Regions from separate parts of the Homo sapiens genome. Here region 1 is linked to region 2. A link is an interaction called in ENCODE POLR2A ChIA-PET data of the cell type or tissue named here. Cell type or tissue: GM12878. All regions are shown on one strand. Each heading gives the region's core, and the rest is flanking DNA. Links, peaks and the distances in the headings are about the cores only.

What was found. ChIA-PET counts read pairs that join two places held together with the same protein. Peaks named below come from ENCODE experiments on the same cell type or tissue, not always from the same donor. Only the 100,000 strongest peaks of a DNase experiment are listed, where the experiment ranks them.
Region 1: POLR2A ChIA-PET joins it to region 2 with 7 read pairs; 2 of 35 experiments call an interaction of 5 or more read pairs at or near these places.

Annotation. Positions count from the first base shown.
Region 1 is chr3:179,333,921-179,336,510 of GRCh38, reverse strand. It overlaps ZNF639 (zinc finger protein 639), which reads right to left. Exons shown (of 6, transcript NM_001303426.2): 6 at 1-2,590. The coding sequence ends at 2,089. Among named protein-coding and RNA genes, the nearest start is that of ZNF639, 12 kb to the right of the region's middle. In GM12878, for the core only: no CTCF peak of the experiment used is centred there; no DNase peak of the experiment used is centred there.
Region 2 is chr3:179,430,995-179,434,027 of GRCh38, reverse strand. The region is part of intron 1 of GNB4 (G protein subunit beta 4); the gene reads left to right. Among named protein-coding and RNA genes, the nearest start is that of GNB4, 19 kb to the left of the region's middle. RefSeq lists an enhancer at 1,702-1,761. In GM12878, for the core only: no CTCF peak of the experiment used is centred there; a DNase peak (open chromatin) is centred at 1,777; H3K27ac peaks cover 305 bases.

The DNA of each region.
Region 1 (2,590 bases), core at 1-2,500, 97 kb after region 2:
ATGGAATGTGAGTTGCTAGGAACACAGGTATGCACATACAACAAAATAGTGGGGATAAAAATAATACCTTCTAAGAATACTTGCAGCCACCATTGTCCAAACAGACTAAATTCTTGAAGTGGGAAAATCATTGGTCATAAATTGATCTTCCACTTATATCAATAAACCTAAAAAATAATGTTAGCAGTGCTTGTTAAATTTGAGGGCAATGATACATATAATTCTATCTTCTTTATAGTGCTGTTTCAGACTCTGCTACTCAATTGTGTTCCCTCCCAAATTCATATGTTGAAGTCCTAAACCTCAGCACCTTAGAATATGACCTTATTTGGAGATCAGGTCTTTAAGTTAAAAGGAGGACATTGGGAGGGGCCCTAATCCAATCAATATGACTGGAGTCTTTATAAAAACAAGAAATTTGGCCTGGGGCGGTGCCTCATGCCTGTAATCCCAGCACTTTGGGAGACTGAGGCAGGTGGATCACCTGAGGTCAGGAATTTGAGACCAGCCTGGCCAACGTGGTGAAACCCCGTTTCTACTAAAAATACAAAATTAGCCTGGCATGGTGGCTGACGCCTGTTAACCCCAGCTACTTGGGAAGCTGAGGCAGCAGAATCACTTGAACCTGGGAGGCGGAGGTTGCAATGAGCTGAGATCGCGCCACTGTACTCCAGCCTGGGCGACAAGAGTGAAATTCTGTCTCAAAAAATTAAAAAAGCAAAAAAAAAAAAAAAAAGAGGAAATTTGGGGGACAGACTTGCACACAGGGAGAACACCATGTGAACATGAGGCTATCCATCTACAAGCCAAGGACAGACCTGAAACAGATCCTTCCCCCACAACCCTCAGAAGGAACCAACTGCCAATAACTCCATTTTGAATGTCTGGCCTTCACAACTGTGAGACCATAAATTTCTGCTAGGTAGGCAACTCAGTTTGTAGTAATTTGTTATGGCAGCCATACGAACTAATATTGATGCTAATTTATCATTTTATTAATAAATGTTGTAAGTTATACATTTTCATGCCAGCAACCCCTATCTCCCAGATCTTCCTAACTTTAAATACTTCAGTGGGTTTTCTGTCAATGAACAATTTGACATCAGAAATTTGGGCAAGAGTCAGGCATAATGGCTCATGCCTATAATCCCAGTGATTTGGAAGGCCAAGGTGGGAGGATTGCTTGAGTCCAGGAGTTTGAGACTGGCCTGGGCAACATAGCGAGATCTCATCTCTACAAGAAATTTAAAAACTTAGCGGGCATGGTGCCACATGCCTGTAGTCCTAGCTATGCAGGAGGGTGAAGTGGGAGGATTGCTCGAGCCTGGGAGACTACAGCCCGGGAGCTATGATCAACCACTGCACTCCATCCTGGACAACAGAACGAGACCATCTCTAAGAAAAAAATATTAAGTCTGTGAATGAATTTATGGTTCCTCAACAGAAAATGAAACATCAAGTTATGAATGAGTTATGATATAGTTATTTTTTATTGTGTAAGCCCTTATTAGTTCCTCCCTCATCCCATCTTAAAATATTCAACAATAGATAGTGGCTCAAAAATTTTTTTTTAAAAAAACAGACTGCCATGAAAACCAAATCTTTTCTTCCTGTAATAGTGGCTTCCTAGTGTTATTTCTCATTAATGGGAGTATCCGTGGACTTAACTGTATATTGCATTTTAGTTCTGGTCGTGTAATAATTTAATGACTTCACACATAAAAAACTAATCTTGTCTTGAGTTTTAAAAAGTTACTAGCACCCATGGTTAAGGAAGGAAAACTGTAGCTCACTTCTTCAATACATTTGTTTCTTTTCAATTCATGAAATCAGAGAATATGGAAGAAACAGGATGACAGTCACCAAGAGTGGTTGAAACTACAAACTATCACGCAATTGAAAATACCACATTAAAGATATATTTATATACAGAAAATGGAGCAATGCCAATAAAATTTTATAATTTAAAAAAGTTACTTGTTAAAGGCAGATTTCATAAGTTGTGTTTACAATCATCCATTTAATCATCTCCAAAAAAAGGATGAATTTATTATTTTAAACTAACATTCTGTAAGTTAAAGAGAATAATCAAGTTGTCTCATGGACTGGAAGGTGACTTATTAATTCCCTTTCATTTCCAAACCTCATCAAGCAGTCACTACATTTATGAGGCAAGTCAGCTGAATGCTTGAAATCTAGATGAATTTTAAGATCTTCAATTTGTCCTGTTGAATATTCACAATATTGACATAAATAAATCCCTTCAGATAAATGTGAATTTAAATGCTTGCAATATTCTAGCATACTTGAAAAGCCTTTCCCACAGTCATCACAAACATGAGGAAAAATTTTTGTATGTTCAATAGCAACATGCCTGTTAACATTTGTGTGAAGTCTACTCCGAAAACCACATACTTGACATACAAAGAAGTTTTTACATTTGTCAAAGGTAATTTTGCTTAAGAGGCTATACTGTCCATGTTCACCATTGTTATACTTATCACTTAACTCTATTAATTTACATGCATGCTCATTTACCACATGGCTATGCAAGTCTTCTGGATCATTAGTTTCATGTTCACAGAACTGA
Region 2 (3,033 bases), core at 280-2,779:
GAATATGTCCCATTTCTACAACTTTGCTAACCATTGGTTGAGACATAAAATGTTATTAATCTAATAGGCATGACATTCTATCTTATTTTAATTTGCATTTCCCTGATTCCTGAGGTTGAGTGTCTTTTCATTTGTATGTGGTCCTCTGAAGCTTTTCCTGCTGTGGTTTGCCAGTTCATATCTTTGCACATTTTCCTGTTGGATTGTTAGTCTTTTTAATGATTCATTTGAAGTAATTACTTTAAAAATTCTAGATGCTAATTCATTATTTGAATTTTAGCTTACAACTATCTTTTCTCAGTCTGTGACTTGTTTTTTTTTTTGGTGTTTTGTTCTTTTGAGGTATCTATGTTCTCATCATAGATACCTTGTGTTTACCCAACTGAAGCTGCTTGCTTTTTTTTTTTTTCCACCGTTAGAGACAGGGTCTCTTTTTAAAATGTTTCCCAGGTTTGAGTGCAGTGGTGTGATTGTAGCTTACTGCAGCTTCAAATTCCTGTGCTTAAGCGATCCCCCCACTCAGCCTCCTGAGTGGCTGAGACTAGAAGCGTGGACCACCATGCCCAGCTGGAAGCTGCTAGCTCTTATAGTTGATCTTTTCTCATCTCCCCAGTTTTCTCATATATAGGAATAATTATAAAAATTGTCAGCAGTGGATGTGTCTGTGTGGTGGGGGTGGAGGGTACAGCTGGTCATTGAACTGTTGGTAAGCCTTTGGGGAGATTCTGCTCCCCTATGTTGAAAGTTTTTGGGTTTTGTTTTTTTTTAAATAGCATGCTTGATGCCTGTTTGTCTTCATCTTTGGGGTTCATTTATCAGATCTGTGTTATTGGGAGAAGTCCCACTCAATTTTCTGTTTTGCCTATAACTAGTGTAGATGGAAAACTTTCTGTCTGTAATCACTTCGTGTTTTTATCATTATTTCAGGAAAAGTCTGATCAGTGAGAAATGATTTTTTTGGTTTACTGCCTTCTCAGATTGGGCTCTTGATTATTTTAAACTTTAAGGAACACTGAATTAATTGATGCTGCAGTTAGTCCGCCTGGCTAAGACCCAATGGAGGATTTCTTCAGTAGTGGGTGACTGTCTTGCCAATTTCCACCCCCCCTCCACTTTCCATATTTTTCTTTTCCTCACATCACAAAGCTTCAGACATCCTTTTGCCACTTCCCTGATTTCTGTTTCTTATTAAACTATGGATGTAAAGGAACTGCAGGAGGGCAAGTGGTTAGATGACTTTCTCTTCTGCTGTCAAAATGTGTCCTTAAAAACCTGCCCTTCCCTGAATTTACGCATGCTTCTGATAAACAGCCTGAGGGAGCTACTTACTAAACTATACCTGATGTAATAGTATTGTTTCCAAGAATTAAAAATTTTTATAGTCATATTGTGTACACACATGTCAATACAGTTTGGCCACTTTGGATCCTTACCTTCAAAACATATTTACTAGGACTTGCCATATTAGGCTTCACCTGGGGCATCCTATGGCCTTTTTTTACCCTAGTCAGCCTTTAGGTTTGTCTTAGAGTAGTTTATAATCTATTGGTCTGTGCTAGATTCATGCTTTATTGGTATTCTCAGGAATCCAACAGTTGTTGGCTGAGAAGAAAAGATCACCCAAAAATCTGTGTAATCAGAATGTTCTCTCTCCCAAGTGACAAAATGAATCAGTTGTGTTTTTTTTTAAAGAGTGAAAAGTTAGTTCCTCTTTTTAGCAGCAAAAAGGAAAGGGGAAAAAAGGGCAGCTTTGACATTTCTTTTTAGACATCCAAAGAAAGGTTGCGGTTGTCTGGCACAGGCATCACAAGGGTTCTGATTTTGCAGCTTAGCAACATTTCTCAGCCCCTTGCCTCATAACTACGCTCCCTTTCCATCATGCCTGCCCAAACATAGCCGGAGCCTGCTGGACATGAGGTTTGAGAACTGAGAATTTCATGTGAGAAAGTGGGGTCATGTGTAGGCAGTTCTCTTTAAAAGTCCTTGGTGAAGGGAAGAAAAAGGACTGTAAGTGATGGTGCAATGTGGAGTCAAGGAATTTTTTCTTTTTTCTTTTTCTTTTTAAGGGAGGGACTTGGGCCTATTTAGCTGCTGGTGGAAAAGACCCACTTGAAACTGAAAGGTTCTCCACAGATTGTTTGCTGGATGAGAGTGAGGGATTATAACTCCACAGTGGACAAATTAAGCTGTTAACAGCTGAACACACTGAGGAATCTTAGCTTCACTGATAGTAGCACAAAGAAACATTAAGTTCATCCTGATGTGCTACAGTATGAAGTCCACAGCATCACCTGGAAGGATTCTTGCCAAATATATTGAACCTGAATATAATCTAGCCGGTAGATCTAACTTCCTTCCAGTTTACAAGCAATCAGTATAGAAGATAAACAAGTTAAACAGTACCATAAGAAGTAAACAGATTGGGGTACATTGTGTAGGACAAGTGATTTAGTCTTTTTTTTTTTTTTTTGAGACAGAGTCTCACTCTTCACCCAGGCTGGAGTGCAGTGGCGCAATCTCAGCTCACTGCAGCCTCTGCATCCTGGGTTCAAGCGATTCTCCTGCCTCAATTTCCCGAGAAGCTGAGATTACAGGCGTTTGCCAAGATGCCTGGCTAATTTTTTTGTATTTTTAGTAGAGATGGGGTTTCGCCATATTGGTCAGGCTGGTCTCGAACTCCTGGCCTCAAGTGATCCACCCGCCTCGGCCTCTCAAAGAGCTGGGATTACAGGTATGAGCAACTGCACCTGGCTGATGATTTAGTTTCTCTAATAAGTCAATGTCAGAAAGTGCAAAAGAGCAGGCAGGAGATGGATACTTCTAGATGGTGGGACAAGAGACATAGCTAAATGTATTATATAGTTCTTAATTGGATCTGGATTTGCACAAATCAGATGTAAAAAGACATTGGTGGAAGAGTTGGGAAAATTTGAAAATCTACTGGGTTTTAGATATTAAATAATTTCTGTTAATTTTGGTAGTTATGATAATAGTATTGTGGTTTGGTAGATATTGAAGTATTTAGGGCTGAAA